Regions from separate parts of the Homo sapiens genome. Here region 1 is linked to region 2. A link is a loop called in an ENCODE intact Hi-C map of the cell type or tissue named here. Cell type or tissue: PC-3. All regions are shown on one strand. Each heading gives the region's core, and the rest is flanking DNA. Links, peaks and the distances in the headings are about the cores only. Region 1 overlaps PLXNA4 (plexin A4). Region 2 has its middle 130 kb from the start of PODXL.

Region 1 (11,498 bases), core at 1,175-9,174, 460 kb after region 2:
GAGAGTGAGAAACTGTTCAGACAGTGACAAAGGCATCCCCACTGAATGCTGGGAACTGCCAGCCAGACGGTAGCAGATGGGTAGAGGCCTCCAGCCTTTTCTGCAGCAATGATGTAGTTTGGCCCCTTGAAGTGTTATGATGACAGTTTTTATTTATTTTTTGGGGGGTGGGTGGTGAAGATCAGAGCTGGGAGCCGCATCTCCTTTCTGGGCCTAGAAGACATTTCAGCCACTAGGCTCCAGGGCCTGTTATCTAGGGAAGCTGAGCTACCATGGCAACCTCTGGCCAAGTTTTCCTATTCTGGTTTCAGGGGACAGCAGCACTGGGACTTGGGGGTGTGGGTGTTGCAGTGGCAGGATTAGGCTTTGTGAATGACTCATCTGGAAACACAGCTGGTTTTTGATGGGGAGGGGACCTTTTGTTGAGGGAGCTGCTGGCTCCAGCAAGGGGCCCTGACTTGGCTCCGTGGCCCAGCACTCACCTCTCCACCCAATTCTTGTAGCTGGGGATGTCCTTGGCATACAGCAGCTTGTTGGAGGGCGAGTCCTTGCCCAGCCGGTGCTCTGACGTGGAGCAAGAGTCCATGAAGGTCTGAGCCACCACAGAGAGGCAGGCGTCTGTGATGCTGTTCTTATGGATGTCAAACACAAACTGCGGGTTCTTGATCATGTTGACCCAAAACCTCAGGGGCAGGCTGCGTGGAAGGAAGAGGCAGATGGTCAGGAAAGACGGGGCAGTGGGGCTGTGGTGTGGGTAGGAGGGGTCTCTGGAGAAGGAGAGAAGCCTGGGGAACTAATAGAACTTAAGAGCCTTCTCTATGCTGCGGATGGGATGTGCCAGGGAAGGGAGGTGAGGCAGGTCTGCAGGGCCCCAATTTACCTTCCAGGAAACTGAGGACTGGCAAGGCTGAATAATTCATCCAGAGATATAATGTTGGTAGGTACTTGAGAGGACTTGATACCCAGCCTTGATGGCAGGGCTCATCATCTTCCCTTTGGTCTAAAAGGCAGCCATGATGTATGCTATAAAGCGGAATTTCTAACTCTCTGTCTGTCTGCTCCTAAGCCTGGTACAAGAGCATCTAGTTGGCAAACTGTAAGGAATTGCTTGGAATCTAGGCTTTGTATCTGACTCTCTGCCATCTACTGTATGACTTGGCAGAAGTCACACCCTTCCTCCCTGCCTGGGCCTCTCAGCCTACTCCTACTGGGGCTGAGAAGTACAGTGTAGCTGACTGATTTTTCATTTCTAAGCTGGCACGCTTGAAAACCCACATTCACCCACCTCATGGGCCCCATCGTATTCCCTCCTTCCCCTCCAGTTGGCACCTCCTGCCCACCAGGAACTGTGCTTGCAACTGGGGATACAGTGATGAATGAGACACATCCTCTGCTCTCAAGAAGCCTGCATTCTGGTGGGTTCATGGAAAGGCAGACATGAAATCAACTACATGCCGGGAGGACTGTTGGTGCTAGGACCAGGGATGTGTAGGGTCCAGCATGGGACCAAGGGAAGCATCAAGCCTACCCAGAGGGCAGTGTCCAGAATGCCTTCACAAAGGGGGCACTTGATGGTGGGAGTTTTAAAACTTGTGTAAGTCTTTCCTTTCCTTTCTTTCTTTTTCTTTCTTTCAATGGAGTTTTGCTCTGTCACCCAAGCGGGAGTGCAGTGGGGCGATCTCAGCTCATTGCAACCTCTGCCTCCTGGGTTCAAGCGATTCTTCTGCCTCAGCCTCCTGAGTAGCTGGGACTACAAGCAGCCATCACCACACTCAGCTAATTTTTATATTTTTAGTATAGATGGGGTTTCATCATGTTGGCCAGGCTGATCTTGAACTCCTGATCTCAGTTGATCTGCCCACCTCTGCATCCCAAAGTGTTGAGAATACAAGGCGTGAGCCACTGTGCCTGGCCTGTGTGTTTCTTAGCAGGGTGAGGCCTGGAGGAAGGTGGTGGAGGATGGGCTGCAGACAGGAAATCTGCATTAACAAAGACAAAGAGGGAAAAGTGTGCCCTGCAGTCTGCTATTGTAAGCCTGTTGCTTATAATGTCCCAATCCTGGGACCTTCTGCCCCTTTTGGCTGTAGCCATCCCTGCAGGCTATAATCCTACGGCTTCCAACCAGCCTGCTTGGACGCAGGTGGGAAAGAGGGCTAGGCACCATGCAAGGGATTGCTTACTTCTTTCCTCTGCTCCCACCTCTGCCTCCTGCCATTTCCCCTGATGTTTTATTGTTTTGGTGGTTGTTCTCACTGATGGTAATAGTTAGAATATTCATTATGTGTTTGGCTTGCTCGTTAGAACTTAAATTCTTTGAATTACATCATTTCAATAGAACCAGTACAATATTTCTATACTTGCTCTATCTCCCAGCAGCCAGCATGTACAAATAACAAATGCTATTAATACAGGAAAACCTAATGTTCAAGACTGCCAATCAGTCGACAAGGATCTATTAAGTTCCTACAAAGTGTGCAGGGCGGGACTCAGGCAGGCAGCATTGAGGTCTGAAAATGTTTGGCGGTGTTTGCTTCATCCCTGGAAATCCCTAATAGGAAATAATGGGATGGCACCCAGGAAAGCTCAGACAGCCACAACACCCAGGTGAAAGTAGGGGTCATTCCAGCTGCCCAGCCTTCCTGACAGCTGGGCTCAGAGCCCTGAATGCAGGACTCACGACTTCCAGCTAACGAAATCTCTGTTTACATCTTCCTGTTGTTCCACAAGTTACACCAAGGATAGGGACTCTGGGAGTCCACATTTGCTCTGCCGGTTGTTTCTTCCCTATGCTTCCCGGTCCTCAAGCCAGTTTTGCTGACAGGCACAGCAAACAGGGAAGCCACAGCACCCACCTGAGGTTCCCGCCTAATGAAATATTAGCATATTATTAACATTAGTGGTGGCACTAATCTCTGGTTGATTGCAGCCACTCAGGCTAAATGAGCAGGAGGTTTATTTAAAAGAGAAGAGGTAGGGAACTGTGGAAGAAGGGGGTGGGGAGAGGGTGGGTTACACCTTGGGCCAGGAATAAAAAAATAATCACTTTTCCATCAGAGACAATTAACTCCAAGTCAATATGCAGATCTTAAAATTCCCAGACTGTGTCTTCCTCAGCATAGCAATAGATCAAGTCAGGGTTGGGGGAAAGTGTCCTCAGGGTTGGGGGAAACTGTCTACTTTCTGGGATTTCCTTTGCTCAGACCTGAGTACTTGGAAGAGCTGGCATCCAAGAAGATTTGGCTCCACTCCAAGGACATTATGGCACCCCTGGAGGTGGCCTTGCCCCAGCAGGAGGGATGGGGTGAAAACAAATGGTTTAGATACCATTGTAGGTGATATTCTTGCACTGTGCTACTAAAAGCAGGTAGAAATGTTTAGAAAGACCCAACTTTCTCCAGCTAGGACCGAGAGAAGTTCTGGGCAGAGCATTTTTTTTTAAAAATTTCCTGAAGGCTGCTAACATTCAATGGAGGCAGTAAGTAGGAAGACTCACTAACAGAAGCAGATTGGTAGGCTGGGGACATGCCCCACTGAACAGCTCCCAGTAGTCACGCCACAAAGTCTAGAAGAGTTAAACGCATCTTACCTAAAGGCAGGTCCTGGGAGATATCAGACCCAGCACAGCTTTAAAAGGAGGAAATCGCATCACAAAGTTTTGCTACACTGAGTGAGCAATCTAGATTTTTGAGTCTTATTTCAGAAAGGTTGGAAGAACCCCAGAACGAAGGTCTTCTCTCACTAGGAGTTAATATGGGAGCAAACCCCATGCTTTGGTTCTGTGGTCTCAACCTTGGTTCCTACCTGGTTTTTCATATTCAGCAGGGATAGTCTCTTCTCCCGGTGAAGAGGATGAGGAGCCAGAGTATACTACATTGAATACAGTTTTGGTACCAAAGCCTGACTTCTGCCTTCATCTGTGCATTGCTTTGGGGCCCAGGGCTAGGTGCCAGGGTGCTTCGCTGAGCCCTAATGCTTTGCCCATCCTAGCAGTTGTTGGTGCGGGCAACAGGCCCACACTGCCTCAGAAGAATGATCTGGGGAAGAAGATCTGGAAAAGCTACAGGGAGGCAGTTCTGGAAGCAATGGGACAAAGGATAAGCCAGCTTTGCCTCAGGTAGAGCTCTCAACCAGAGACCACCTTGGCTCTGCATCTCATCAATAATTATTGAGACCCAGCTTTATGCAAGCTTCCGTACTAAGTGCTGAATACTGATGTGCGATCTTGAAATTTCAACCTGAAATACAAATTACTCACAAGTGAAAGGAAGGATGATCCATGTTAAAAGGAGAGAGGGGATCATAGGGGAGAACACCTAGAGTGTCAATTAGTACTTGGAGAATCCTGTTGTCTCAAAGGAAGACATAGTGGTTAAGGGCAGGTCTCTTCACCACACAGAGCTTGGAAAAGAGAAGAGAGCAATTGCTTGAATAGAATAGGAATGCCCTTTGTTCACCTGGCTGGTTCCTAAGTGTGTTTCAAAACTGCTTGCAAGTCACTGTTAGACATTGCCCTTCTAAGATCTGGTTGCACACGACACATCCTCCATCTTCCATAGCATTTGTCCCACACCAGCAGACTTCCTTGCCTCTCACCCTCATCTGTCAGTTCATTGAGGGCAGGGGCCATGTCTGATTAGCCCCGTGTCTAGCATAATCACAGGCACCCAGGAGGTACTTGGATGGGAGAGTGTCCTGGCCGTGACATTTGGCATATTTTTCTTGCTTCTTCAGCTGGTTCAATAAATGTTTGTTAACTGACTAAGTGATAGGAAAGAAAGATGCACAGACAGATTTGACTAGAGGGAAGTAAGAGAGGGAGTGAGCACAAAAATCTAGGAAGAGTGGATGGGGAGGACCAGAGAATGTGCCTGCTCAGAGTCCCTGCTGATGAAAACAGGCTCTGGCCAGCCCTTCTCCTGGAGGCCCAGAGTCCCACCACCATTAACTTGAGGCTGGGTGGGCTCAGGGCTCCCGATGTGCCCCCTGCCCTCCCTTCACTCACCAATTGCTCTTCCAGGTATGGCGGACGTGCGGGTCATGAATGCCATGTTTATCAGCCTGCTCATCCAGGAAGTCAAACATGTACTTGATGGCCAGGGGCAGGGCAGAGCCACGGTGTGCCGTGCTGAAGATGGTCTCAAAGAGGTCATCCACAAACTTCTGCAGTGTGCCCTGGAGAGGCAGGATACGTCCAGACACAGCTCGACTCACGTAGTTCTGAGGATGGCTTTTAAAACCTGCCTCACAGACCTAGGCAGGGGAGGATGGTATACAGCCCACCCTACTTGGGTAAAATTGGGTAAGTCCATGCATTAAATCATTTTTTCCCATTTCATCTGTCTCTAACAGCTTTAAATTTCCCCTGCACATGGAAAAGAGATATAACACTGATGACTGGACCTACGTAAGGCTTCCTCTGCCAACAACACGGTTTGGTTGAACACCCTCTGGCGGTGTTATTTTAGCACTTTTCACAAATGCTAATGAACACTCACTTGGTCAGAGCAGACAAACACAATCTGCTGGCTTTGTTTGGGCATTACTCACACTGGCTAATGAACAGTGACTCACTTGGCTCTGCAGAGAGCAGAGCTGAGCCCAGTCTCAGGAGTGAAAGACTAGCACTGCAGGCAAGCAACGTCCCCAGAACCAGGATTAGAAATGGTGCCGGAGGCCAGACACGGTGGCTCATGCCTGTAATCCCAACTTCTGGGAGGCTGAGGCGGACGGATCATTTGAGGCCAGGAGTTTAAGACCAGCCTGGCCAACATGGTGAAACCCCACCTCTACTAAAAATACAAAAAAAAAAAAAAAAAAAAATTAGCCAGGCGTGGTGGTGCATGCTTGTAGTTTCAGCTACTTGGGAGGCAGGAGGATTGTTTGAACCTGGGAGGAGGAGGTTGCAGTGAGCAGAGATTGCACCACTGCACTTCAGCCTGGGTGACAGAACAAGACTCTGTCTCAAAAAAAAAAAAAAAAAAAAAAAAGAAAAGATATGGTGCCTGGGAAGTCGTGATGGAGCCCCGACTTCCCCAACTTGAGATTGTAGATGATACCACAGAGAAGAAATCATTCTTTTATAAGGCATGGCAGAAGAATGTGAAAAGAGGCAGTTAGAGTCTCAGTATTTCAGAAGGGCATGGAGAAGGGGTAGAAACAAATCTTCAGATTGCATGCCAACACTGATGTATTGGCAGGGTTTGCCTGGAGTTCTGGATTGAGAAGGATTCTGAGGTTCGGTACGGGGAATGGTCAGCAGTGCCTCCTGGGGTGGGTAATAGAGTGGGCACCAGCATGAATGCTGGGTACTGGCTACTCTGGCATTTCTGTGGGCTGATGAAGTCCCTCTCCATAGCCTCTGGGCTCCCTGCACCCAGTTCTCAAGTCTGATACCTTAGTGGCCAGGAGTCGGGTCAGGTAGATTTCAGACACCATCTTGCTCCCCCGGTCCCCCTCCTTCTGGTCTCCGTGCTCGTGGTTCTTCACTAGGTGCCACATCTTGACTCCACTCTCCAGGTCAGGAGTGATCATAGGTGTCCGTGAGCGGAGGCTGTCGGGGCTGCCCGTGTACCGGATCATGTTTTCTGCCAAGGCAAGGATCACCCCCCGACATATGTGAGGCCACACAGCCTTAGCCCATCACTTACCATGCATCCCTTGCTCCGGCAGAAGCCAACGACTGTCTGATCATTCCTGCCATTGGTCGGTGCTGTCACCTTGCCTTGGTTTGGTGCATTCCCTGAAACTGGGATGCCTTTCTCACCACCTCCAGGAAACTATCTGTGGCTAATTCTACCCACTCAGATCTCCCCCTTCTTCCTGTACTCTGCATCGTGTCAACCCTTAATTATTCAATTTGTAAAAATATAAGCCTGTACTTTTTTAATGCTTTTCCTTGTAAGAGTTCTCAAGTCACGTCTCAGGATGTGTTCTGTGCAGCCAATTAAGTACATACTTAAGAGCAGGTAGCCTGTCTCCCTCAATAACCGCTGATCGGATGAGTAATCACTGGGTAACCTGCTCACCTTCGTCTGTCCTCCCCTCTGGCCTGCGCCAATTATTCCTGTTTATTTGCTGAAATTCCTGCCAGTGTTTGTGAAGTGTTGTGAAATGAGTACTGAGCAGGAAAAAGAAATGGCGGTCCTACTGTGTGCAGGCACTATTCTCTGTATTCATCTATTGATTATCTAGAATGATCCTGTTCAGTCGGTAGATTTTTCAGTCTCTTCTTCTGGTAAATAAATAAATAACCAAGGCTCATAGTGGTCAGATGACTAGCCCCAAAGCACACAGATAGGGCAGAACAGGGCTTCTTCTGGCTTCTACCCCACCTCCAGCACCCTCTCCTCACCACTGCAGAGCCTCGCACCTGGTCTGTACCTGCACTCCACTGCAAAATAACAGTGGCTCTTACAAATCATTTAGCCTCTGTGCACCTGAGTTATAATGTACTAATCTGCATAATAGGGGGAAATAATAATTATTTAATTCACTAGATTGTTATGAACATGATGTGAGATAATAGCTATCACACAGCCTGGAAGACATTCATGAAAGTTGGCTTTACTTCTTTTGCTCGTGGATGAAGGTCTTGCTTATGCATCAGAGTGCCCGACTGAAACCAGGGTCCTCTTCCCCCACCTGGCTCTCTTCCCCGATGGTCAGCCTGTCTGATGCCCCATCTCCCCTCTCCAAGAGTCTCCTGCCTTCTGGCTATGCTGCTGTCATGACAACAGCTGCTCAGGACACCCAGGCCTCCCTAGGACACTCGGTGGGATCTTACCATATTTACTTGCTGAGGTCCTGGAGACGGTGGAGTTGTTCACTGCGTTATAGGCTGTCACCTGCTTGGACACTAATGCCACCACGGAACCATCTGGCACCTACAGGGAAAAAGCTTCTCAGGGCCTAGGCACAGCAGCTCTGCCACTCCAGGAAATAAGGACAAATCATGATGAACTTGGCACTAAGGGGAAATTGGTGCCTTGCTGGAGAACTAGGGGACTTTGGAGGCTGTCAGCTTTCCTTGGAGCAGAACAAGACACAGATCTGGATACTGACAAGTATTCTGTTTTGTGGCTTCTCTTGGAGTAACTTCTGGCAAGAGCTCCTCCCTAGCATTCTCAATCCCAGTGCTTCCCTGGAAGATGACCCAGCCTTAAATGCCCAGAGGAACTTCTCAGGAGAGCCTTCCCTGGGGACTCTGCCCATGCCCTGCAGAAAGTGTGCATGTCAGGATGCTATCTCCAAAGAGGTCAGGGTTTCCTGGTTTCTTGGCTGGGAGACACCAATTTCCTCTGGATCACTAAGGGAACATGGAGTGCTGGTGAGGGGCTTGGTGTCTACCCCTGTTATTCCAGGGCAATGATTTCCAGGGCAAGGGACTTGTAGTTGGCTAGCTCCTCCCCTTTCCACATTCCCCTCACCTGGTAGTGGGCCAGTGTGTTCAGTCGCTTCCAATCATTCTCAATCTTGGTGGTGATGTCTTCATCCTGCAAGATCATCCTTGCCCCACTTCCTTGTCGCCACTCTGCCAAAAGAGCGGTGGCGTTTCAGAGAGGCCCTATGACCCCTCTTGTGGGGAAGCTGAGGACCCTGTGTAGGTACCTATGCAGTGCTAGCTCAAGGGTGTGTCCATTGCAAGTGCTAGCACATGCTCCTGCGAAAATGGAGTGCCAAAGCTCTCAACGCAGAGAGGCCCTGAGTTCCAGTTCTGGTTCTAAGCCCAACAAACTATGTGACCAAAATGGGGCTAACATCACTTATCCACCCTTGCCCATCTGCTTGCTGTGAATGGCTACATCTGTAAAAAGTAGGTGCTCAAAAAGTATTGGCCAAACAAAAGAGGCACATAATAAAACACTAAGCTTTGACAAAGCATGAGGCAAATGCAAAGTGGCATAGTTGTGGTAGCGTGACTTGTTTGGAAGCTCTTAGAGCTGATGAAATCAAGGCTGTAGGCTCAGTCACTGAACAGCCCCAGACCTGTTCCAGGGGTGTATCCTACAGGGTGAAACTGGCAGGTGTGTCACCCTTGTCAGGGAGATTGGGTCAAAGAGTGTGGAAAAAATCAGCAAAACCCATTCTCACGCCCATGAACATCCCATTCCCTGCAAAGTTTATGTAAATGATATCAACGTTGTAATCTATCCAACACCTAATTGTTTGATGTTACAAGGATATATTTACATCCCCATATTATTCTCACGGGTCCAAACACCTACAATACATGGGCTTACTGATGGATCACACATGGAAATGGGAGGCTGTTTCTCATCAACCAAATCCCCACCACCATACTTGGTACAAATCACGTGTAGGTGGAGAAGTGCACATTCTTATCTCGAAATGTACACACATGAAAATCCATGTGCATGTCAGACACACATAAACTCATGCAGCACACACATGTATGAGCTCACGCATCCACACATACCATTCTCATGGACATATACCAGAAAGGAAAAACAGCCTCTTAAATTCAAATGCAACGTGTGTTCCAGCCAAGAAGCCAGACGTTTGGTTTCCAGGCAGCCCAGATCCTGCTCAATGCCTCTCAGATGCTGATACTTCTGAAATGTGCAAAGAATGCTGGGCTCGTTCAGAGTGTCGTTAGTTGCTGGATTAAGTGGCCTGGCAGTCACTGCTTGACCCACCAGGGATTTCTTCCTATGTCTCACAGAGCCACATGTTCAGATTCTCTTCCTCGTTTCCCTCCTGCCAAGGCTGGTCCATGACCAGCCACATTTGTGGCAGAGAGCACCAATTCCTCCCTGCATTGTGTATTTGTTGTGGTCTGTGCTGCCAACCCCATTTCACAGATGGCATGCCCTTTGGAATAGCAGAGATGCTCCTAAAATCTAAGCCCCTTGCCTCCAGTCCCTGGGGCTCCAGTCCCTGGGGCTTCCCTGCTGCCTGATTTACAGCTTAGCATCATGTCAGGTGGTCAAAGGAATGAAAGCATAGGGACTACATGCTTGTTCACTGGAGCAAGAAGTCTCTGGGGACCATCCATCCCTTAGTCCTGTGGATGTCACAGCTGGGATTGCTCATGGTGATTATGGTCTGGGGTGGTTAGACTAATAGGCAAAGGGGAAAATGCCTCACTGAGGTATCTGGTCACTAGCGTTTTTGCTTGTTATTGTGTTGTTTTTTTCTTCAGTTTTTTTGTTTTGTTTTTTATTTTATGGAGGTATGCATGCATGCACTTTTGAGTGGTTGGAGCAAAGGAAGAGGAATCTCTCCAAGCTGGCCAGACAGCTGATGTGCTGTGCAGTTGGATGCTGGTGGACACCAGTCTGGGTTGGGGAGTATACGGCAGTGAGCCTCCCCCACTTGCATGGTGAGTGGCACCTGGTTAAGTCAGAGGCTACATAGGGGTGGAGGAACAGCTTTGGGGCACAACAAAAAAAAGGAGCCAGCATTCTGCTTTCCTCATATTTAGGGTAGGGAGAGGGATGCAATGAACTCAGCTCTGGACACTAAGTCCTCTGGCTGGGCCCAAGGGAGTCTCCTCCACTGAAGTGACCATGGGGCTTGCTAGGACTAGAAGGAGAAGGTGCCAGTGGAGAGACAGCCCTCTAGCTTAGCAACTGCAAGGGCACTGCTTGCTGATAAAGAATTGTAGCACATCTCAGGAGCATCTGAATGAATAAACCACATGGCCTGGCCAACTAGGCAATGACAGTTGGTGACTGATTCTGGGCTCCAGGGCAGGTCTTCCACCATGATGCACAATTCCCCTTAGAGCTGTGCAGTGCACAGCCTGGGCGGCCATACTCAACAACCCTGGCTGAGTCATGCCCGGAAATTATGAGAATGAGAGTCCACCTACCTCCATGCCCCTATCCAAAAAGACTGGGTAGAGCATGGTCATGTCTCCTTGGGAATTATCTCAAAAAGTCAGGAATGTTTTCCCAAAAGCCAATATGGAGAGAGGGGGCTGGAATCAAGGAGTACACTTAGCTTGCTTTTAGATCTCTCAAGCCTATTATTTTGTTATGTCCTAGACAGAAAAAAATTGCTATGTGCTTTTTTTCTGAAATATCAGAAAGGTGAAAGAATAAGAAGAAAGGAGAAAGAAGAAGAGAAGGAAGAAGACGAAGAGGAAAAAGAGGAGAAGAGGATGAAGAGGAAGAAGAAGGAGGAGGAGGAAGAAGAAGGAGGAGGAGGAGGAAGAAGAAGGAGGAGGAAGAAGGAGGAGGAGGAGGAAGAAGAAGGAGGAGGAGGAGGAAGAAGAAGGAGGAGGAGGAGAAAGGAGGAGGAGGAGGAGAAAGGAGGAGGAGGAGGAGGAAGGAGGAGGAGGAGGAGGAGGAAGGAGGAGGAGGAGGAAGAAGAAGGAGGAGGAGGAGGAGAAAGGAGGAGGAGGAGGAAGAAGAAGGAGGAGGAGGAGGAGAAAGGAGGAGGAGGAGAAAGGAGGAGGAGGAGAAAGGAGGAGGAGGAGAAAGGAGGAGGAGGAGAAAGGAGGAGGAGAAAGGAGGAGAGGGAGAGGGAGGGGG
Region 2 (11,498 bases), core at 2,214-10,213:
ATGTTTATATGTATTACCACCTATGCTGAAGTGTTTTGAGATAAGTTATAACAATGTAGCAGATTGGGAGTCTGGGGCCTGGGTTTTCTTCCCAACTATTGTTTCTAACTGGCTCTGTATGGCACATCGTAGTCCTATGATGATCACTACAGTCACACAGAGAGGTCCCTTCTGGTGCCCACTCGTGCAGCAGGACTCAGTACACATTCCACAATCTCACATGGTATGTTAAGGAATAAAGTTCTTTTAGGGATGGGGGCATGGGTAAAGAAAACTTACAAGGCTGAGTCAGCAGACCCCTCTCTCCCCATCCCTTATCCCCAGAGAGGCCTGCCTGGGCCAGGTGCTCTGCTGGGTGTGCAAAATGGCCTTGCATCCCAATGGGAGGACTTTACCCTCTGGGGTCTGGCTCCTATGTGGCAAGGGTGGGTCAAACTGATGGCAGGGGAGGGAATCCTCACTGCCGGGGTGCTGGGCTGTCTGGCTTTCAGTGCCAGTTGTAAAGAGAGTTGTCTGGGGACACCAGCTGCTCAGTGCCTGGAGACCTGGGGCTGTGGGAAGTTTCAGCTCCTCTGCAGACGGGTAGGTGAAGGTCGGGGAGGAAACCCACTGGTTCCATATGAGAAGTTTCAGCTCCTCTGCAGAGGGTTAGGTGAAGGTCGGGGAGGAAACTCACTGGTTTCATAAGTTTCAGCTCCTCTGCAGAACGGTAGGTGAAGGTTGGGGAGGAAACCCACCAGTTCCATGAGAAGTTGGGCTTGGGAAGCTCAGTGGCCAGGAAATCCAGAGTGAGGTCTCAGGGTCCTGTCCAGGCAATCTTGCCCCTGTTCCTTGCATCACAGTTCATGCTCCTTCCTGGGCCTCAGTCCTCTCATCTTTCATTTTTTCATATTATTTTTTAGAGACAGGGTCTCACTCTGTCACCCAGACTGGAGTGCTGTGATGTGGTCATGGCTGACTGCAGCCTTGAACTCCTGGGCTCAAGCAATCCTCCTGCCTCAGCCTCCCAAGCAGCTAGGGCTACAGGTACGTGCCACCAAGCTCAGCTAATTATTTATTTTATTTCATTTTTGTAGAGATGGGGTCTTGCTATGATGCTCAGTCTAGTTTCAAACTCCTGGCCTCAAGCGATCCTCTCTCCTCAAGCCTCCCAAAGTGCTAGGATTATAGGCTTGATCCACCATGCCTGATCCCTCTCATCTTTTAGAATAAAGAAATTGTGTTTTGGTCTCTCTCAGTCTCCATACTAAAAAGGAATAGAGTCCTCTTTCTCCACATTTAACAAAAACAAGTACACAGACATTTGATAGAAATGGTACATGTCAGCTGGGTGCGGTGTCTCACGCCTGTAATCCCAGCACTTTGGGAGGCTGAGGTGGGTGGATCACGAGGTCAGGAGTTCAAGACCAGCCTGGCCAAAATGGTGAAACCCGACTCTACTAAATATACAAAAATTAGCCGGGCGTGGTGGCGGGCGCCTGTAATCCCAGCTACTCAGGAGGCTGAGGCAGGAGAATCGCTTCAACCCGGGAGGCTGAGGTTGCGGTGAGCCGATATTGTGCCACTGCACTCCAGCCTGGGTGACAGAGTGAGACTCTGTCTCAAAAAAAAAAAAAAAAAAAAGAAATGGTGCCTGGCAGATGTATAAAACCTGTATCAAAATATTGAGAAACTTCCCTTCATGTTTTCTTGCACAAATGAGTACAATCATGTAAATTGTAATCTCCTGCTACTAATGATGAAGAGTGATTTGAATGTGGAAAGAGACTTGAAGAAATGAGTGACAAAGGCTTCGCACTGCTGCCGTGACTCAGTGAGCATTTGCAGGACGATAACGTTTCTATCATTTTCTGAACTCATTAAAAAAGGCATGCAGAGCTTTTGTGTTCAAAGAATTCTGTCTTTTTCCTCCCTAAAGCCATTGCATTTGTTTCAAATCTACGTGTGACTACATTTGGAGATAAGTAGCCTTTTTCAGACCTTCTTGATTTCAAAACACAGATTTGGTCTGCACGTTCTCATGATAAGACAGAGAAGGAGACCATGGAAATATTTTGCCTGTCTGTAATTGGCAGGGCTGGGTGAGGATCAGAAGAGCTATAGATTCTCTTTGGAAGGTTTTGTCTGGCGCATCGATTAGGTTACCATGCCGTTGAATAATTATGATGGCATCATTTGTCCTGTATTTGGCAAACATTGCACACGGAGCAATCTGACAATGTACAACGGTCTAGACCATCTCTATAAAAGTCTCTGCAATTGTCTTCTTTATACACATGGCTCATTTAAGAGGCAGATAACTTACTTCTAAAGTACAGATCTTTCCCCTTTCAAAATCTTTGGGAAATTTCAAGTTTTCTTTCCTTGCACCTAGCAAATGTCCCACGTATAACAGGCAGTCAATAAATACCTGTTGTGGCTGATGATGATGGGGAGTGAAATTGAGGAAGCCTTTCATGTGTTTAGAATGCAGTAGATTGGTGCCAGGGGTTACCAGAAACATCGATGATTACTGCTGCAGCCCCATCTCCCTGTGCCGACTTACTGAGCCTTTGAATGAACGGTATAAAGGTATCATTTTGCTGCATTAGGAGGAAAAGGTATATGGAGATTTGACATGTGTGGTGTTTCATAACTTCCTCTCCATAAAATAATGACATTTGTCTTCTTTCATCTAAGCCTGCATCATTTCTGAAATGGAGACCTAAATTTAAGGTATGGAAGATTTCAAGTTAAACATCCTTGGGAAAGCATGCTTCATGGTTTTCTGCCCAAATGGGGAGTAAGATTATGGAAACCTATTACCTTTTGATAATGGCAGTTCTGAATCAGAGTGGGGGGAGGGCAGCTGAAGAAAGTTACCTGACATTACTTCTAGAGGCTTCATTTCTCCACACTGACTGGTTTGCTTTTGTTTCATCTAAGTGTTGCCACTCAGATGGGTGGAGACTGCCGAGGGGGAATGGTGACAGGGAGCCAGGAGGTGGTTTCCAGGCACAGGGATAAAGGAAAATCCTGGCTAATGGCATTTCCTGGGTGCCCATCATGTGCCAGGCAGGATGCTAGACATTGAGATCCAAAGGTGAATATGGTCACTTAGGCACTGTGGTGCACTGCTGTGGTCTCAGCTACTCGGGGGCTGAGGTGGGAGGATGGCTGGAACCCAGGAAATGGAGCTACAGAGAGCTGTAATTGTGCCACCACTCTCCAGCTTGGGTGACAGAGTGAGATCTGGTCTCTTATTTTTTTGAGACAGAGTCTTGGTCTGTCACTCAGGTTGGAGTGCAGTGGTGCAATCTCTGCTCACTGCAACCTCTGCCTCCCAGGTTCAAGCGATTCTCCTGCCTCAGCCTTCCGAGTAGCTGGGACTACAGTTGTGCATCACCTCCCTCGGCTAATTTTTGTTTTAGCAGAGATGGGGTTTTATCACGTTGGCCAGGCTGGTCTTGAACTCCTGACCTCAAGTGATCCACCTGCCTCAGCCTCCCAAAGTGCTGGGATTACAGGCATGAGCTACTGTGCCTAGCCTAGACCCAGTCTCTTAAAAAAAAAAGAGAAGGTATCTGCCCTCCAGAAGTTCCTGGTGGGATCCATGCTGAGTCAGAAGGGAGCACAGAGATTGAGGACCTAGCTCAGCTCAAAGCAGTCAGGGAAGCTTCCAGTGGGGAGGTGCTGTTTGCAGAGTCTATAAAAGACCCTGAAGTGGCCAGGCTGGGTGGTGCAGGGCTGGGGGTGGTGTCCAGCAAAGAGAAGCACATGTGAGGGGCAGAGGCAGGAGAGGTCTTGGTCAAGTGATTTTTTGAACCCAGGGAAAGGAGAGGTCTTGAAGAAGGGGAGATGCACACAGGAGAAAGTGAGATCTAGAAGTGAAATGGCAAAGAAGAGGATGGCCTGTCTCAAATACCTCCATTCTGCTGTCAACTTCATGCCTTGCCGGTCCTCCTTCCCCACCGCCCACATTCAACCACATGCCAAATCCTATCGGAGTTGTCTCCACAGCATCTGAGGATCTCCCGCCCCTGCCCCTTCCCTTCCATTGCCTCTGACTTTGCTGTCTGGCTGAGACCCCTGTGATAGCTTTTATGTTAGCTAGAATTCAGGTTCAGCTGCCGTGACAGAGACCCAAATAAGGGCGTACACGTGAGAGAAGTAGATTTCTCTTTCACAAGTAATGCCTGATGATAAGCAGTCCCAGGACAGTGTGACAGCCCCGTGACATCTTCCGTGTGGTGGCTCTGCTGTTCCTGCAGCATGCCCTTGATTACATGAGCCGGCACCCCTTGCCACCTCGCCCACAACCCAGCCAGCAGGAAGAGGTGCAAGAGCCATTCTCCTTCCTTTCAAAGCGTCACCTGGAAGCTGTTTATGTAGGTTCTACTCATGTGCCCCTAACCATATGGCCACATCTACCAGTGAGGAAGGCTAGGAAATACAGTTTGTATTTAGGGTAAACAAGTACTAAGATAAAAACCAAAGGTTTTTTTTTAGAATAAGGAGGGAAGGGCCGGGCACGGTGGCTCACACCTGTAATCCCAGCACTTTGGGAGGCCAAGGCGGGCAGATCATGAGATCAGGAGATCAAGACCATCCTGGCTAATGCAGTGAAACCCCGTCTCTACTAAAAATACAAAAAATCCGCCGGGCATGGTGGTGCATGCCTGCAGTCCCAGCTACTCAGGAGGCTGAGGCAGGAGAATAGCTTGAACCTGGGATATGGAGGTTGCAGTGAGCAGAGATCATGCCACTGCACCCCAGCCTGGGCGACAGAGCGAGACTCCATCTCAAAAAAAAAAAAAAAAAAAGGGAAGGGTGAGAGTGAGGGCCATGCGGTCACCCACCCCTCGTCTTGCCCTCCTCATCCGCCCTCTGTGTGGCTCTGAGAGTGCAGGTCCCATGCTCACATGGCGCTGTCTCAGCCTGCCTGGAAACACTCTCTATTCCTGAGTGGGCTGCCACTTCCAGCCTCCACACGTTTGCTCACGCTCTGCCTTCTGCTAGGGAAGCAACAGAATGGTGCCTTGAATGTGGCACCAGGTTCAAGTCACTTGCTAGCGATGAGACCCGGGGCTGTCTGCCCTAATGCTCTGACGCTCTATTATCTTTCAAAAGCAGGATAATATCAGCTTTAACTTCAGCATTAGGGCGAGGTGAGAATAGTGTAGGTAAAGGCGTGCTCAGTAGTGGTGGTTGTCACAGCCAGCATCCCCTCTGCTCCGTGCCGGGGAGCCTGCTCCCCCATCGGCCTAGGATTCAGGTCACTTTCCCCATGAATCCTCTCCCTGGGGCTCCCAGGCCCTGCTGTCCTCAGACGCTCTTCCTGGTTCAGCACCCAGCACGTTCTGCTCGGGTACCTCTTGCTGTGTCTGCCTTCCCTGGTAGACTGATTTGCAGCCTGTTCACCTCTGTTATTCTCTTTGCTCCTAGGACAATGTCTACTAAAGAGCAGAGCTGCTTGGTTAATGCCAGTTAAATTGAAGTCGGTTGAACCAAGGCCAGCAAGCAAATCCAGCAAGCCCAAGGAAGCAGAGGCTCAGAAACAGGCTGCCCAGAGCCTTGAAGCTGGTGGCCACAGCTGGGCATTTAGGGCCAGGTCAGCCTCTTACCTACGATCAGAGCCTTCAGTGGGGGAGGAGACCAGACTGGCAGGCAGGCAGCAGGGATGAGATCCAGGCAAGGAGACCCAGGGAGAAGGGGTCATGGTGCAGGGGAGGCCCAGTAGCATCAGGGGCAGGGCACCAGTTACGCAGAAGGAGCTGGACGCTAGGCCAGAAGGTCCCCGAATGCTGGGGTCAGAAAGGAGGTGGTCTTGATTTGTAGGAGGAGATAAGGGGAATGGGAGTGAGGGAGCAGAGAGCAACCTCCACCTTCAGTATGGCCCTGGAGGTGCAGGGCCCAGATACAGGATCCTGTGGGAAGAGGAACAGAGATTGAAGAGGCTCTGGAAGGAAAGGTGATTCCATTTGGGTTATGCAGGATGCACTGCTGGGATCTGTCCACCAGAGGGCAGGAGAGACCAACACATGAGGCAGGGATGGCCTCAGCCACAGAGCTGCAGGGGTTATTGGCTTCCCCTGGGGGACTGGGTGGACAGGAAGGTGTGGAGAGAATTGGATAGGGCGAGCCTAGGCCAGAATCTTCTTCTTCTCCTCAAGAAAGCCTCTTTAGACGGACATGTCCAGCCCCTGGGGTATACAGAGTGTGGCAGGAGTTGTCGGTGGGGGGGGGGGTGGGTTACTCTTGCAGACGGTGGCTTTTGAAGGTGGTCCTGGGCAGCCCCAGCGAGGACCTCAGTTCTGAGCTCTGGTTCAGGCCGCCTGACTTCTCCACTTTGCTTCAGCCTTCAGAAACGGGTTATCTGTCCCCTCCGCCTGGTTGGGGCTGCTCTTCGGAGGGGACTTTTGGTTTGTGTGAGAAACTACTGTGGGTGGAAGTCCGCACCCTCAGAGCTGAGGACTCCAGCCAGTAGTCGTGTCTCTGTCTTGAGGATCCAACCCACTCCTCCGATGGCCGAAGGACCAGCCTTGCCGCTTAGCCGCGGGCAGGAGGGTGGAAGCGTGTGGAGCGAAGTCTGCGGGTCAGGCTCAGGCTGGGCCACCGCTCATCTCTCTGGGACTCAGTTTCTTCTTCTGTGCAATGCAGCTCTGAAACCAGCTCTCACCCTGGAACCTGAGATGAGGTCACTGAGTCAAAGTTCACGACACAGTAACACGACACAGAAATGCGACTTTTGGTTGCCCGTTGTCCCTTTCAGCCATGATGGGGGACAAGGACAGGGTCTTACTCATCTCTCTTTCCCCATGGGATCCAGCACTGTCTTGGCACATGGAGGGAGGGTGGTCCCTGAATGAATGAGGGAGTGAGCAGGGAAGAAGGCCACGAGGCTCAAAGCTGCCCAGGCCAGACCTGAACACAGCGGGTAAAGACCCCAGAGCTCTCTGTGAGGTGATGCCTCCTGCAGGAAGCATTCCCTGTACCCGAATTAGCCTATTTCTGAGCTGCCTTAGCCCCTCTGGCCCTAGGGCAGCAGGGAGGGGCGAAGGATGGCAGTACTTGGTCAGGTGTGAGAGGGCTGGGGTGGACTGTCCACGGTGCAGTGGGGCCGGGGGTGGTGGTAGGAGCTGGGCTGGATTTTCCCCTCTGGCGGCCCCCTTTTCTAGCTGGTGGAAGTGTTTGATTGGAGCCCCTGCTTGGGTACACATTTTATTTCTGGAGAGACTGCTTCATGGCTCACAAGGGTCTTAGATTCCTTAACTTGTCTTTCTTGTTCCTTGAGAACAGACACGTGTGGGGGCGTTCACAGGCTCCGACAAGTCCCATTTCCGCACTAATAAATATTCCGCCTCTCCTCTCTCAACATTAAAAAAAATTTCAGAGGAAGAACAAGTCTTCCATTTGTCACCGGCTCCTCGGTCCGGAGCAGAGGATGCATTTTGCTATCGCTTGTGGCGACTTGGAGACAGGGATGAGGAATGGGTTTGTTTCCTCCAATCAGTTTACTCGTGCTTGGAAGGGCCATTTGTGCCCTTGACCCTGGTGTGGCCATAGCCTTGGGGAAGGGCAGGACAGGAGGAGGGGAGCTCTGGGCAATGGTTAGGGCAGAGGCAGTAGGAGATCAGACAAGAACAGGGAGAATCTGGGAGATGCCAGATAGAAGTTTGGGGAAGCTGACTTGAGATGATCTGTCCCTAGGGAGGACGAGGGTTCCATCATCAAAAGAAGGAGTCCAACTCCAGCCTGTTGCACACCCAGGGTGTGTGGCTTTTTCTTTTTTTTTTTTTGAGATGGAATCTCACTCTGTCACCCAGGCTGCAGTGCAGTGGTGTGATCTTGGCTTACTGCAACCTCTACCTCCTGGGTTCAAGCGATTCTCCTGCTTCAGCCTCCAGAGTAGCTGGGATTACAGGCATCCACCACCATGCCCGGCTAATTTTTGTATTTTTATTAGAGACGGGGTTTCGCCATGTTGGCCAGGCTGCTCTGGAACTCCTGACTTCAGGTGATCCACCTGCATTGGCCTCCCCGTGAGCCACTGTGCCCGGCTGTGGCTGCTTTTATCTATGGACCTTGGCTCTTCCCGGACACTTGGAAAGCAACAGGAGCACAAGGTTAAATGATCAACCATCCGAACTCCAGCCTTGCTGTGGGGGCTAGCCCAGCATCTCAGCATCCTAGGGGCTGTCTAGCTGCTACGCTGGGGCGGGACCTCTGTGCTCTACAATACTTACGTTTTCTCAGACCTCTGCTTATCTCTACTTAATGTGCCTTCCAGTCTGTTATGGAGAATACAGACCACTGTTAGACCCAGCCTCTCCCCGCCCACACCTGCCTGTCACCAGGCAACAGGTTGGGTCTGGCTCTGGGGGTAGAGGAAGTTTTTGTCAGAACAAATTCTCATGCTCTGGGGCCACCACAGGGGCCCAGAAACACTTGTTCAATATCACACATCAGAGCAGAGGCAGACATTATGCTGGGTGCAGCCCAGCACCTGGTTGTGCCACTGTAGTTGAGGGATACCAGCTCCTTGGGCTTCCATGATCTCACTGGAAAAACAGAAGGAACCCTACCTGCCCTGCCCCTGCCTTTCAGGGTCGTCTGGAAGAGCTGTGATGTTCAGTGAACATGAACGTGCTCTGTAACCTGGGAAGGGCAGTGCAGATGGCAGGGGCGTGTATACACTTACTCTTCAGGCTGGCTTGCGAGCTCCCATCTCTCACCCTCCTCCCCCTGCTCTCCTTTTCTGTGCTGCCCGTTCCCTCTCTGCAAACTGGGAGTTATTCTGGCCGCAGCCAGTTCCACGTCCCCACTGAGGGCCGCACCCCTGAATGTTCCCTGTTGTAAAGCTGTGTGGAGGAAGGGAGGAGGCCTTTCTGCGTATTCTGTCTTGTCATCAGCCCGCGGTGTTCCAGAAGCTGCCAGCAGGGGGCAGTAGCACCGCATCCCTGGGACCCTCCCGGCGCTTCCCGGCCACGGCCCTGGGCTCCGATGAGGCCACCTCTGTGAGTGGGTGTGTGCCTGCCGGTCGCAGGTCGAGAATGTCTTAATGACTTGTGCCGCGTGTGCGCGCTCGATGAGCAGAGGGCCTGATGCGGCAGGGCCACCGTGGGGGCCAGGCCTGGAAACACGTGCTGATTTCCTTTGGGCAGCAGGGGTTGAGAGGGGGAGTTGTCCTGGTGACGCTAATGGGGAGGCCAAGGTGGCCTTCAGGGGCTGCTTGTGTAACACACGGTGGGGGGGACCGTGGGTGTGGCTCAGATGAACGCAGAGGATGGGATGGATTCCACTGGCCAGGTCCTCTAGGGTATCCTGCTGAGCCCGGGTAGTAACAATGACAAGGGCACACCCACCCAGCGGGCCTTGAGGCAGGCTCTCAGCCTCCACCCAGGCCCCTCTTGACCTTGCATGGACCAGAGGGGCTGTCCTCTGTGCCCCCACCATTGTCTCTTCAGCCCCCTCCGACCGCACTCAAACTCCTGACATGAACCCCGGCTCCCAGCTGCTCTAGCTTTTGGAAGCCCCTGCACTGGGCTCAGCCATTTCCCCTTTCTGGATTCCTGGGCCCCTCAGGACATGGCTGTCAGCGCCACTGAATTGAGACTGGAGGCAGGTGCCAGGTTCCACTCATAGTGATGGGTCCTGCCACTCAGCATCTGGCAGCATTGCAGGATGATGTTGCAGGACGGTGCCTGCAACCACAAAGGGCTTGGCCCAGGGTCTCTAGGGACTTGCAACCCCTTGAGGAAAGATCAACTCACCTGCATCTAGAGTTTCTGTTATTGTTTTTTGCCTAGAGGGAGTTTTTGAGGGGGGGCCTCAAGGTGGGGTGGAGCCCCTCAGCACCATTGTCCTCTCTGCCATCTGAAACAATGGCCAGCCCTGTCCTGTGCCTTGGAGGTCACCCTGCTTTCCTGGGTGATGCAGGGCCTCTCTCGCAAGCTCCCTCTCCCCAGAAAGCAGGGATTGAACACAGTATTTGCTCGCACCTGAGAAGTACTCCATGCTGCAGAAGATCCTGTGGTGAGGATGTCAGGGTTCTGTTCTCTGCACTCCTGAGCTTTCCAGGCGTACTGTTATTTAATTATTCATTCTGCAGTGTTCATTCATTCACTCACTGGTTTATCACACATTATCGAGCCTCTACTACATACCAGGTGTGTATTCTCTCTCCCTCAGTTAGGGAGGGGGTGTTTCTGGGCTCTAGGAATAGTCTCACTCCTCCCTCCCATTTTATTATTTATTTATTATGTTTGGAGATGGAGTTTCACTCTGTCACCCAGGCTGGAGTGCCATCTCGGCTCACCCCAACCTCTGCCTTCCAGGTTCAAGTGATTCTCCTGCCTCAGCCTCCCGAGTAGCAGGTATTACAGGTGCCCACCACAATGCCTGGCTAATATTTTTTTGTATTTTTAGTTAGAGACGGGGTTTCACCATGTTGGCCAGGCTGGTCTTGAACCTCCTGACTTCAGGTAATCTGCCCGCCTTGGCCTCCCAAAATGCTGGGATTACAGGTGTGAGCCACCGCACCCAGCCCCTCCTCCCTCCTAAAGAGAACCATTGGTGGGTCCACATGTGGGGACAGACAGGGGAGAGTACGATGGAGCCAGAGGACAGAGGACCAGCACTGGGGGCCGAGTGGGGCATGTGGCAAAGCAGAACTGACTGGGAGCAGAGCTGTGGCAGAGCTGGGGAAGAAGAGGGCAGAGCTGGACAGAGGGCGGGACAGATTGGGGGAAGAGACAAGGTGGATGGGGCAGGCCAGATCCAGGAGAAGGGATGGGACAGATCCAGAGAGGGAAAGAGACAGAAACAGACGAGGGGCACATCTTGGGGAAGAGGCAGTGGGAAAAACCAGAAAGATGGGTCAGGGGAATGGTACTGAGAAGAGAGGTGGAGGGAGGACAAGGCAGTTCTTGAGTTCGGGTCTGGAAGTGTTAGCCTTGGATTGGGTCCCCAGGGACCTCAACGTCACAGCGGCAGCTGCATGGCTGGCCCAAGTGCCTGCAGTGGATGGTGGGAGGAGGCCCACATGTCTGTGTGCACCTGACCTGTCTATGTGCCTGGGAGGGGGACCATGTGCTCTTCTAGGCTCTGGGAATAAAGTAATCCCCCCAAAGAAGTCCCTGCCTGCAGGGGGCTCCCACTTGAGGGGACAGAGCCAGCTTAAAGCAGGATGAGTAGAGGATGGTGAGAAATTACCCTCCATCTTCCTGCTCCAAGCTAGGGCCTCTCCAGTGCCGCCAGCCTGTTCCTTGCAACCTGAGCACATCCTACCCTTGTTATCCTAAGCTGGGCATTTCAGCCTTGCCTTTGAGCTTTAAAACATACTTGTGGCCGGGTGTGGTGGCTCACGCCTGTAATCCCAGCACTTTGGGAGGCCAAGGCAGGTGAATCATGAGGTCAGGAGTCCGAGACCAGCCTGGCCAACATGGTGAAACCCTGTCTCTACTAAAAATACAAAAAAAATTAGCCAGACATGGTGGTGGGCACCTGTAATCCCAGCT

Evidence for each region. A loop is a pair of places that touch in the nucleus more often than their neighbours do. Peaks named below come from ENCODE experiments on the same cell type or tissue, not always from the same donor. Only the 100,000 strongest peaks of a DNase experiment are listed, where the experiment ranks them.
Region 1: it touches region 2 in a loop (8-fold over the local background); 3 of 110 quality-filtered maps call a loop at or near these places.

What each region holds. Positions count from the first base shown.
Region 1 is chr7:132,140,117-132,151,614 of GRCh38, forward strand. PLXNA4 (plexin A4) reads right to left here. Exons shown (of 32, transcript NM_020911.2): 26 at 8,427-8,530; 27 at 7,784-7,883; 28 at 6,394-6,584; 29 at 5,003-5,172; 30 at 483-695. Among named protein-coding and RNA genes, the nearest start is that of PLXNA4-AS2, 110 kb to the right of the region's middle. In PC-3, for the core only: no CTCF peak of the experiment used is centred there; a DNase peak (open chromatin) is centred at 5,565.
Region 2 is chr7:131,683,310-131,694,807 of GRCh38, forward strand. No RefSeq gene overlaps it. Among named protein-coding and RNA genes, the nearest start is that of PODXL, 130 kb to the left of the region's middle. RefSeq lists a silencer at 5,971-6,020. In PC-3, for the core only: CTCF peaks have their summits at 5,989 (motif pointing right), 8,916 (motif pointing right) and 9,122; a DNase peak (open chromatin) is centred at 6,012; H3K27me3 peaks cover 2,843 bases.